2 separate regions of the Homo sapiens genome follow, and region 1 is linked to region 2. The links are chromatin loops, found by intact Hi-C in ENCODE. Cell type or tissue: gastrocnemius medialis. All regions are shown on one strand. Links, peaks and the distances in the headings refer to the core of each region. The heading gives the core; the rest is flanking DNA. Region 1 overlaps LOC105374945 (a long non-coding RNA gene). Region 2 has its middle 140 kb from the start of JARID2-DT.

What was found. Peaks named below come from ENCODE experiments on the same cell type or tissue, not always from the same donor. Only the 100,000 strongest peaks of a DNase experiment are listed, where the experiment ranks them.
Region 1: a loop joins it to region 2, with 12 times the contacts of the local background. A loop is called at or near these places in 1 of 110 quality-filtered maps.

What each region holds. Positions count from the first base shown.
Region 1 is chr6:14,988,310-14,993,695 of GRCh38, reverse strand. The region is part of intron 2 of LOC105374945 (a long non-coding RNA gene); the gene reads left to right. Among named protein-coding and RNA genes, the nearest start is that of JARID2-DT, 250 kb to the left of the region's middle. In gastrocnemius medialis, for the core only: no CTCF peak of the experiment used is centred there; no DNase peak of the experiment used is centred there.
Region 2 is chr6:15,107,552-15,112,937 of GRCh38, reverse strand. No RefSeq gene overlaps it. Among named protein-coding and RNA genes, the nearest start is that of JARID2-DT, 140 kb to the left of the region's middle. In gastrocnemius medialis, for the core only: no CTCF peak of the experiment used is centred there; a DNase peak (open chromatin) is centred at 3,357.

The DNA of each region.
Region 1 (5,386 bases), core at 179-5,178, 120 kb after region 2:
GAGGCAGGTGGATCACATGAGGTCGGGAGTTGGAGACCAGCCTGACCAACACGGAAAACCCCATCTCTACTAAAAATACAAAATTAGCTGGGTGTGGTGGTGCATGCCTATAGTCCCAGCTACTCGGGAGGCTGAGACAGGAGAATTGCTTGAACCTGAGAGGCAGAGGTTGCGGAGAGCGAAGATCACACCATTGCACTCTAGCCTGGGCTACAACAGTGAAACTCCGTCTCAAAAAAAAAAAAAAATTTATCCTCTTCACCATTTTTAAGTTCACTAGTGCTAATTATGCTCACATTGTTGTGTAATAGGCCTCTAGAACTTTTTTATCCTGCAAAACTGGAACTCTGTATCCATTGAACAACTCTCCATTCCCTCTCCCGCTACCCTGACCACCATCCTACTTTCTGTTTCCATAATTTGACTACTCCAGGGACCTCATGTAAGTGGAGTCATGCAGTATTTGTGTTTTTCTTCTGGATTATTTCACCTAGGACAATGTCCTCAACATTCATCCATGTTGTAGCATAGGACAGGATTTCCTTCTTTTTAAGGCTGAATAATATTCCATGGTATGTATAGACCACATCTGCTTTATCTGTTCATCCACGGATGGACATTTGGGCTACTTCCACCTCTTGGCTATTGTGAATAGTGCTGTTGTGAACATGCGTGTGCAAATATGTCTTCAAGATCCTGCTTCAATTGCTGGATCATATGATGATTCTATTTATTTATTTATTTATTTATTTATTTATTTATTTATTTATTAGAGATGGAGGCTTGCTAATGTTGCCCAGGCTGGTCTTGAACCCCTGGCTTCAAGCTGTCCTTCCACCTCAGCCTCTGAAGTAGCTAGGACTATACATATGTACCATCATGCTTGGTTAATTTATAAATTTTTTTTTTTTTTTTTGAGACAGGGTCTTAATCTGTCACCCAGGCTAGAGTGCAGTGATGCAATCGTGGTTCACTATACCCTTGACCTCTTTTCTTGGTAAATTACCCAGTCTCAGGTAGTTCTTTGTAGCAACATGAGAATGGGCTAATATAGGGGCACAGAATTCAATCTGTAATGGTACATGTCAGGCACTACACTAGAAGTTAGACATCGTCACTCATTTACTCCTGACAGTGACCTATGAGATCAGCAGTTATTATCTCAGTTACATAGATGAAGACTTGGAGTTTTAGAAGACCTCAGTGACTTGCTAGGGTTTCCCACTGCGGATAGCACCCTCCAGCCACTTGCCTTTGCACACAACTAGGCACTGTGACACTTAGAGAGGAAGCTTTGCTTCTGGGGCTGTCTAGTACATTGGTGTTTTAGAGATGTTTTTTCTTATGCTTCTGTTTGATTCAAAGATTTTCCAGATGGTCAGTTTACCTGGCCGCAAAAGGAAGTTTCCCTTAGACTGGAGCAGGCCTGTCTGGTCAGATTTTGTCCCATTCTTCCTGGACATGAATACAATGTCTAGGAAGACAATTTCCAGGGAGAAATTCTAGGTCTTTCTATATTGCTCTTCCTAAGCCCAAAACTCCTTTTAAGGAGTACAGAAAGATCTAGAATCCAGGACTTAGAGGAAAACCAGAGAAGATTTCAAATGTACATGGGTAGTGATTTCCTGGTTGCACAGATGTTATACATAGCCATACATAAGACCTGAGATGAATACATGGATTATTGTCCTTCATGGAGCAGAGTCTGTTTCTATCTCTGGCCTTTCCTAATTCTTGCTTTCTTTAGACTGATCATATTGGAGAAACTGAGGCAATTCCATGTTACTCTCCACCCTTGCCCTAAAATTGCTCTCAAGAAAACAAATGCCAGTGAAACCCAACTATACACGTCTAACTCTTCTCAGGAATCTTTATCTCTTAGCAGAAGGCAAAGACAAAGGAATTAAACTGGATCAATTCTTTCCTTTTGTGGGGTCTCTGGAGCTCCTCTTTGCTCCTGGGGCAGTCTTCAAGGTCCTCTCTACAGAATCCTTAGGGCTTTAGGCCGCCCAGTTACAAACCACTGGCCCAGGTCACCTTTCAATTTTCTTGAGTGAAGAAAGATCTCTAAGACACATGAAGAGAATAAACTGAGGGACAGAATAGCACGTGTGGTCTAGATTTCGTTTCTCCATTATTTATGCATACGCAAAAGAGAAAGAGCTAGCACAACCCACAATACCTGTGATAAGCATCTAGAAAGGCAGAGGGATTAGAGTGGGAAAATCAAGAGGACTTTCAATCCCAAGTTGTTTGAAAGATTTTTGCAGAGCTGGGTGCCGTGGCTCATGCCTGTAATCTTAGTACTTTGGGAGACTGAGGTGGGAAGATCACTTGAGCCCAGAAGTTTGAGGCGGCAGTAACTGAGGATCATGCCGCTGCACTCCAGCCTGGGCGACAGAGAGAGGCCTTGTCTTTTTTTTTAAAGAAAATAATAATAATAATTGTGCATGTGTGTGTGTTCATGCACTTAGATGTTACTTGTGTAATTAGAAAGAAATTTCGGGCTGGGCGTGGTGGCTCATACCTGTAATCTCAGCACTTGAGCCCAGGAGTTCAAGACCAGCCTGGCCAACATGGTGAAATCCCGTCTCTACTAAAAATACAAAAATTAGCCAGGTGTGGTGGTGCACACCTATAATTCCAGCTACTTGGGAGGCTGAGGCACGAGAATCACTTGAATCCAGGGGGTGGAGGTTGCAGTGAGCCGAGATCACGCCACTGCACCCAAACCTGGGCAACAGAGTAAGACTGTCTCAAAAAAAAAAAAAAAAAAAAAAGGAAATTAAAATAATGAATTAAAACCCCTATATAAGGCTATATGTCTGTAATGAATTTCAGTTGTCAGCTCACGACATATTAACAGAGTATTTTTGTTTGGATCAAATAATAATTTTTTTTCTTTTTTATACATAGCCACACTCAGGTGTGGTATACCTTCAGTAGCTTTGAGATATTTGATCCATATATTTGTGATTTATTTATAGGTAATGACATGGTGTGATTCTTCAAAGGATAAACTGATACAAGACTAAAGGTGCCTTTGACAAAAAGCCCCTGTGCCTCTTTCTTCCTCTTAATCAATAAAAAGTCACTTTTGACCAAAGGCAGAACCTGACCCAAGGATGTTTGAGGAGCCTTTCTAATAGAAGGCATTCTTCTCACATTGAGAGAAGGTGTTTTATTTTTTCTCTTGCCTAACTGGGCAGGCTCCCAGAGTGAGGGTTTCGCTTAAGCCCAAAAGGAAACCAAGTGGACTATTTTTTTTTTTAAAGAAGGGTTTATAGCTGCCATAGCTTTCACCACCAGCTGCCTAACACAAGGTTTCTGTTTTGAAGAAGGGATGGAGGTGTGCAGGGCAAATTATCCCACTCACTCTTGGTTCCCTGCCTCTTGATATAGTGTAGTAACAGTTAAGACCTGCAGTGATTAAGATTTGTTGTGATTCCAATAATATCATGCCTCTGCCAAGCTAGGACTGATTTTCCAAGTTGTGGTCATCTTTCTTTGTGCATTTATTAAACTGCATATATATATATATATATATATATATATATATATAAAATTGCAGCAAAACCGTGACAAGACACAGAAGTCATATCTGCAAACTAGCAGAGATAGGGCAGGGAAGGAGGACTGCCTTGAGGACTCAAGAAAGTGTTCATTCATCCATTCACCTAGTAGTTCATTGAGTTTCTTTTTTCTTTCTTTTTTTTTTTTTGAGACAAGTCTTGCTCTGTTGCCCAGGCTGGAGTACAGTGGTGTGATCTTGTCTCACTGCAACCTCTACTCCCAGGTTCAAGTGATTCTCCTACCTCAGCCTGCCAAGTAGCTGGGATTACAGGTGCGCACCACCACGCCTGGCTAATTTTTGTATTTTTAGTAGAGATGGGGTTTCACTGTGTTGGCCAGGCTGGTCTTGAACTCCTGACCTCAGGTGATCCACCCACCTTGGCATCCCAAAGTGCTGGGATTACAGGTGTGAGCCACCGCGCCCGGGTCCATTGAGTTTCTATGTGCCAGCTATAGTAATAATTAGTGGGGATGAATAAGTGATTGAGACACGATTCATAAGCTCAACATAAAAAGAGTCCACATTCTAAATAGGCTGATATTTTTGAAGAATCGCAGACCACAGATTTTAGAGTCAAAAGAAAATGTAAAGATACTTCCCATCCACGTCTTAGTAACTGGGCTTGTTTCAATTAGCAAAACTGAACACATCTACCTAGATAGTGGGAATATGTTGATCTATATCTGTTAGAAATTGATGTATCCGTATGTATAGCTTGATAAATTATAAATTACCATTTTAAAAATTCTTGTGTCTTTTTTCTTTTTTCCTTTTTTTTTGAGAGAGTCTTGCTCTTGTTGCCCAGGTTAGAGTGTAATGGCACGATCTCAGCTCACTGCAACCTCCGCCTCCCAGGCTCAAGCGATTCTCCTGCCTTAGTCTCCAGAGTAGGTGGGAATACAGGCGCCTGCCACCACATCCAGCTAATTTTTGTATTTTTAGTAGAGATGGGGTTTCATCACGTTGGCCAGGCTGGTCTCGAACTCCTGACCTCAGGTGATCCACCTGCCTCGGCCTCCCAAAGTGCTGGGATTACAGGCGTAAGCCACCGCACCCAGCCTTTTTTTCTGTTTTTAAAGGCATGTGAATTTGCTTTTTCTCATCCAGTTAATTGTTGACAAGGGAACATTCATTTATTTGAGTATGTAGAGAACAGCAAGAAAAAATGTGTGGGGCTTTGGGACTGTCTTCTCACCTAAAAGGCCCTGGGCCAGCTCTAAAGATCATTCTTGGGACACTTGGGGAAACTTCATTATGGGCTGTGTAGTAGTGCTAAGTTTGTGCTAAGCTTCCCAACATGGTCCCTGTGCTGTGGTTATGCAGGAGGACCTCCTTGTTCCTGGAAGTGCCGATGTTTTTGGGAGTGAAGTGTCATGATGTCTGTTAGAAACTCTTCAATGACCCAGCTGAAAATAAACACTTAAAATAAACAGAAATAATTAAAATTATATGTATACATAGTCATGTGCTGCGTAACAATGTTTTGATCAACTATAGACCCCATATACAATGGTGGTCCCACAGGATTATAATGGAGCTGAAAAGTTCCTCTTACCTAATGATGTGGTAGCTCTGGTAATGTCCCAGTGTAATGCATTATCTTTCTATGTTTAGATACACAAATACTTACCACTGTGTTCCAGTTGCCTACAGTATTCTGTACAGTAATATGCTGTGCAGGTGTGTAGCCTGGGAGCAATAGGCTGCACCATCCAGCCTAGGTGTTCAGTAGGCTATGCCATCTAGGTTTGTGTAAGTACACTGTGATGTTCACCCAAGGACAAAATTGTCTAGTGACACATTTCTCAGAAT
Region 2 (5,386 bases), core at 310-5,309:
ATAATATTGATTGCCTGTTGAAATGATGTTTTGAATATATTGGGCCAAGGGAGATATATTATTAACATGAATTACTGCTGTTTGTAATTATCCTTTTTTTTCTTTTGAAACGGAGTCTCGCTCTGTCACTTAGGCTGGAATGCAGTGGTGCAGTCTCGGCTCACTGCAACCTCTGCCTCCAAAATTCAAGCAATTCTCCTGCCTCAGCCTCCCAAGTAGCTGAGATTACAGGTGTGCGCCATCACGCCCAGCTAATTTTTTTTTTTTTTTTTTGTATTTTTGTATTTTTAGTAGAGACAGGGTTTCACTACGTTGGTCAGGCTGGTCTCGAACTCCCCACCTCAAATGATCTGCCCGCCTCGGCCTGCCAAAGTGCTGGGATTACAAGTGTAAGTCACCACGCCCAGGCTGTTTATAATTATTCTTAATGTGGCCACTAAAACAATTTTTAAAATTACAGTAAAATATATATAATATAAAGTTTGCCATTTTAGTCTGGGTGCGGTGGCTCACGCCTGTAATCCCAGCACTTTGGGAGGCTGAGGCAGGGTGGATTACCTGAGGTCAGGAGTTCAAGACCAGCCTGGCCAACATGGTGAGACCCCTGCCTCTACTAACAATACAAAAAAATTAGTTGGGCATGGTGGCGCACATCTGTAATCCCAGCTACTGTGGAGGCTGAGGCATGAGTATCACTTGAACCTGGGAGGCAGTATTACTTTGGGCTAAGGTTCTTTGATTTCTGGAAATGTTTCATAGCCCACGGTGGTCACAATTAAATGTGGTCAGAACTACATGGGGAGCCCAATATTATTCTAATTGCTGTGTGAATGAGGGCTGAAATCACAGCCCAGCCTGACAAATCCTCTTTGGTTTCAGGGACTTTAACAAATCTTTATAGATAAATGTGCGTGGCTCGCTCTCTCTCTCTTTTTTTTTTTTTTGGAGAGATGAAGATCTAGCTATGTGCCCAGGCTGGTCTCGAACTCCTGGCCTCAAGAGATCTGCCTGCCTCAGCCTCCCAAAGTGTTGAGATTATAGATATGAGCCACTATGGCTGGCCCTGGCCCAATAACATTTGCCCTTCCTTCCTTCCTTCCTTCCTTCCTTCCTTCCTTCCTTCCTTCCTTCCTTCCTTCCTTCCTCTCTCTCTCTCTCTGTCTGTCTCTCTCTCTCTTTCTTTCTGTCTGTCTTTCTTTCCTTTTTGAGACAGGGGCCTAGCTCTGTCACCAGGTGGTGTGATCATATCTCACTGTAGCCTCAACCTCATGGGCTGAAGCAATCCTCCCACCTCAGCTTCTTGAGTAGCTGGGACTACAGGTGCATGCTCTGCACTCAGCTAATTTTTGTATTTTTAGTAGACATGGGGTTTCATCATGTTGCCCAGGCTGGTCTCGAACTAATAATCTCAGGTGATCTGCCTGCCTTGACCTTCCAAGTGCTGGGATTATAGACATGAACCACTGAGCCCAAAAACATTTCTAATATGAAGAAGTAGAGTCTAACCTAAATACACCTGTCTTTCACTATGAAAATATTGCTCATTTCTTTTTTTTGAACTCTTCAAACATTTTTGCTTGCCCAGTTGGGAATTCTCAGTATATGTATATTTACTAGTTTTACTCTCAAATTGCATAACACATTAGTAAAATTAATGTAATTTTTTTTTTACAGAATATAATAGAATACAGTAAATAAAATAGAGGTCTAACTCTGCCCTTTCTGGGTCTCAATGGGTCATCTTGCACACAGTCTGGGGTTTAAGAACCCTACTTTGGAAACTATTGCATCATGCTTCTTCCATTGGAAAGATGCAAAATCCCAAGAATGGAATTTGTTCTTCTCTTATTAGTGGTAGGGCAGAATTATTATTACAGTCAAAACTGTCCATCTACTTACACCAAAACCTACAACAAAGTTTTGGCAATACTGTAATATTGTATGAGAATGATCCACAGCTGGGTTTTTCTTCCCAGATGAGCAGGACACTGGCACAGGGACAAGATGTTGACGACATAGACTGTTTTCATTGTGTTTTTCTGTGTAAACTCATTTACTGTCATTAGTAATCATCACTGTATGAGAACTTCCAGGCTGGCAATGTTACAAACAGTAAGGCACAGAAGACTTTCTCTCAGGCTCTGTTTGATGGAAAACACACAAACCATGGGCCAAAATGGCAGGATCTGCTGGGCACAGTGGCTCAATCCTGTAATCCCAGCACTTTGGAAGGTTGGGTTGGGCGGATCACTTGAGGTTAGGAGTTTGAGACCAGCCTGACCAACATGGTGAAACCCCGTCTCTACTAAAAATACAAAAATTAGCCAGGCATGGTGGCAGGTGTCTGTAATCCCAGCTACTCAGGAAGGTGAGACATGAGAATCACTTGAACCCAGGAGGCGGAGGTTGCAGTGAGCCAAGATCACGCCATTGCACTCCGGCCTGGACAACAGAGCAACACTCCATCTCAAAAAACAAAAAAAGGCTGGGTGTGATGGCTCATGTCTGTATTCTCAGCTCTTTGGGAGGGTGAGGTGGGTGGATCACTTGGTCAGGAGATTGAGACCATCCTGCCTAACATGGTGAAACCCTGCCTCTACTAAAAATACAAAAAAAAATTAGCCAGGCGTAGTGGCAGAAGCCTGTAGTCCCAGCTACTCAGGAGACTGAGGCAGGAGAATGGCGTGAAACTAGGAGGTGGAGCTTGCAGTGAGCTGAGATCGCGCCACTGCACTCCAGCCTGGGAGACAGAGCGAGACTCCATCTCAAAACAAAAACAAAACAAAACAAAAAACCAAAATGGCAGGATCGAGGTATATGTGAGTTACTAGCAAGACACTGAATACATAATTCCCACACAGAAGAAGATATTGAAACCTTTGTGTATTATGCCTGACATTAATTATTTGTGCTTTAAAAATATGTGTGTGTGTATATATGTATACATATACGTATACATGAATACGTACACGTATACATGAATACGTACACGTATACATGAATACGTACACGTATACATGAATATCTATACCTATACGTATACATGTATATCTATACCTATACGTATACATGTATATCTATACCTATACGTATACATGTATACACATACATATATGTGTATACACATATATGTACATGTGTATATATACACACACATATTTGTGTATACATACATATACACATGTGTATACATATATATGTATATGTGTATATGTATATACACACACATATTTTTACATACATATATATATGACTTTCCTAGGAATGTTAGATTTCGGAAGTTTCTAGATGCAGCCCTCAGCAGGCAGACCTCCCCAGACCAGGACAGGATGTGCTTAGATGGCGAGTTACACAACTGGAAGTGGCCTCTCTCTGCTGCTCCCTGTGTGTTGCAAGGATTAGTTTAATTAGAGCCTGTGCTTGTACAGCACTTTGACATTCTCAGACAAAAAGTGCTAGATGAGCACAAAATTTTATAACTGTAATGGAATCCAAGCAAATAGCATTGTAATAAATGGGTCTTGCTGCTGATACTGCATTTAAGAGTCCCCTCTTTATAATTGCATGTTTACTCTATGTGATGAACTGAGGTGATTAATAACAATGATAATAATTACTCCTACAGCATTTTATGCTTTCAAAGGGCTTTACAACTTGTTTATTATTAATCTTTAATCTTCCCAGTTGCTGCTCTGCTAAGTCAGTGTTGTTTTTGTTTTTAAAATTTTCATAGAAATGGAGAAATCAGAGGACTAGAGAGCGGGGCTGAGGTTTTGAAGTTCCCACGGCAAGTCAATGTGAGGAGCTGCTGGATTTTGATTTGGAAAGGAGAGATGTTGAATGAGCTGGAAGAGAGGGTGAGGCAGGTCGGGGAGAAGACAGGTGGAGCTCACCGTGGTAACCTTGCAGGGTTCGGTGGCAGATTGCTATGATCTGGGTGTGAGGAACCAAAGCAAGGGTGCTTGGCGAGTCTAAAGCAAAGGCAACTTGATGCAGAATGCGTAGGTGGAGGTTCCCACCTCAACACCCGCTCTGCTTAGGCCGGGTGCTCCAGTGGCATTTGTGCTATCGCCTGCGTTCATTCAGCTGGTACTTAACACCTGGTCAAGGTTGATCAAGGGGAGTAGGGCTTTGTGTCACAGCTAATTGGGTGCTATAAGGAAAAGACCCCCAAACTGTAGTGTAAGCAACTGGCATTGCATAATCAGCTGCTTCGAATACCCACTGGGGGATTAGACTGCGATAAGCAAGTGCTGTAGGTATCTGCGAGACAAGCAGTGTGTCAATTACACTGTGGATGGCCAGATTTATGTGCTTTTTGGCAGTGCTGCTGAACTATTAATCATATCTCATGAACAGGCCCCATGTAAACCAATAGCAAATGGCACATCTTAAGGAGCATCCCAGCAAAAAATGTCCCATTTCCCTTATATCTTCTGCTGATGTCTAAGGTACTGAAAATGAGAATGAATACACAGAGCCATCAAGCAATAATCAAGAGCCAAGCTACCCTTCCCCCCTTCCTTCCTTCCTTCCTTCCTTCCTTCCTTCCTTCCCTCCTTCCCTCCTTCCTTTCTCACTTCCTTTCTTTTGAAAAATAAAAACCTAATCATGTTTTCTGAGCCAGCGAGACCGGATTTCCAATCAGCATCTGGAAATGGCATATTTCACATAAAAACACACCCGTTAAACATTTTCTTTTAATGACAAAGTGAGGATTTCATGACTTTCCTCTACTTTTATTTCATGGTGGTTTAGATGGGCCATCCATATAGATTTCTTATTCCTTGCTAAGTTACATATCTCCTGAAGTGCGATACATCTACTGTCATAATTAAATGTCGTCAAGCTGATGTGTATGAGTGTTTTGAGCGTTATCACTAATTGCTGTGTTAGCATGAATTAGACAGTAAAGTAATTAGAGGCCCAAATGCAGCTGTGTCCTATGTGGTGCAGTTTCTGGGTTGGGCTGTGTGTTTGTGTCTGTGTGAGTGAGGGTGCGGTTGTGTGAACCAGCTCTGTACTCTTCCCCTTATACCTGGATTATCTCAAGGTGCTTGCTAGTCTCTCTTGTTTGTGCGGAAGTCTCTGAAATGATGTCCGGAATGGAAGCCATTGTCTGCAAGAGAGAGTCCAGGTTTCTTTAAATAAGCAATTTTCTGTAATCAGTCAGCAGGGAAAGCTTCACTCTCCAGACTAGCATTAATGGAAGACAGGTTTTAGAGTTTAGAAAAAGCATGTTTATCTTCAAGACAGATTAGTTGGGGTTGGGGTATATAAGTGTGTGGTGAGAGGGGCTGGGAGTTTTGTAAAGAAAATGGGAAGACATTTGTTTTTGTTTTTAGCCCAAGATCTTTTCTAATCTTCCCACATTTGTCAAACCCAT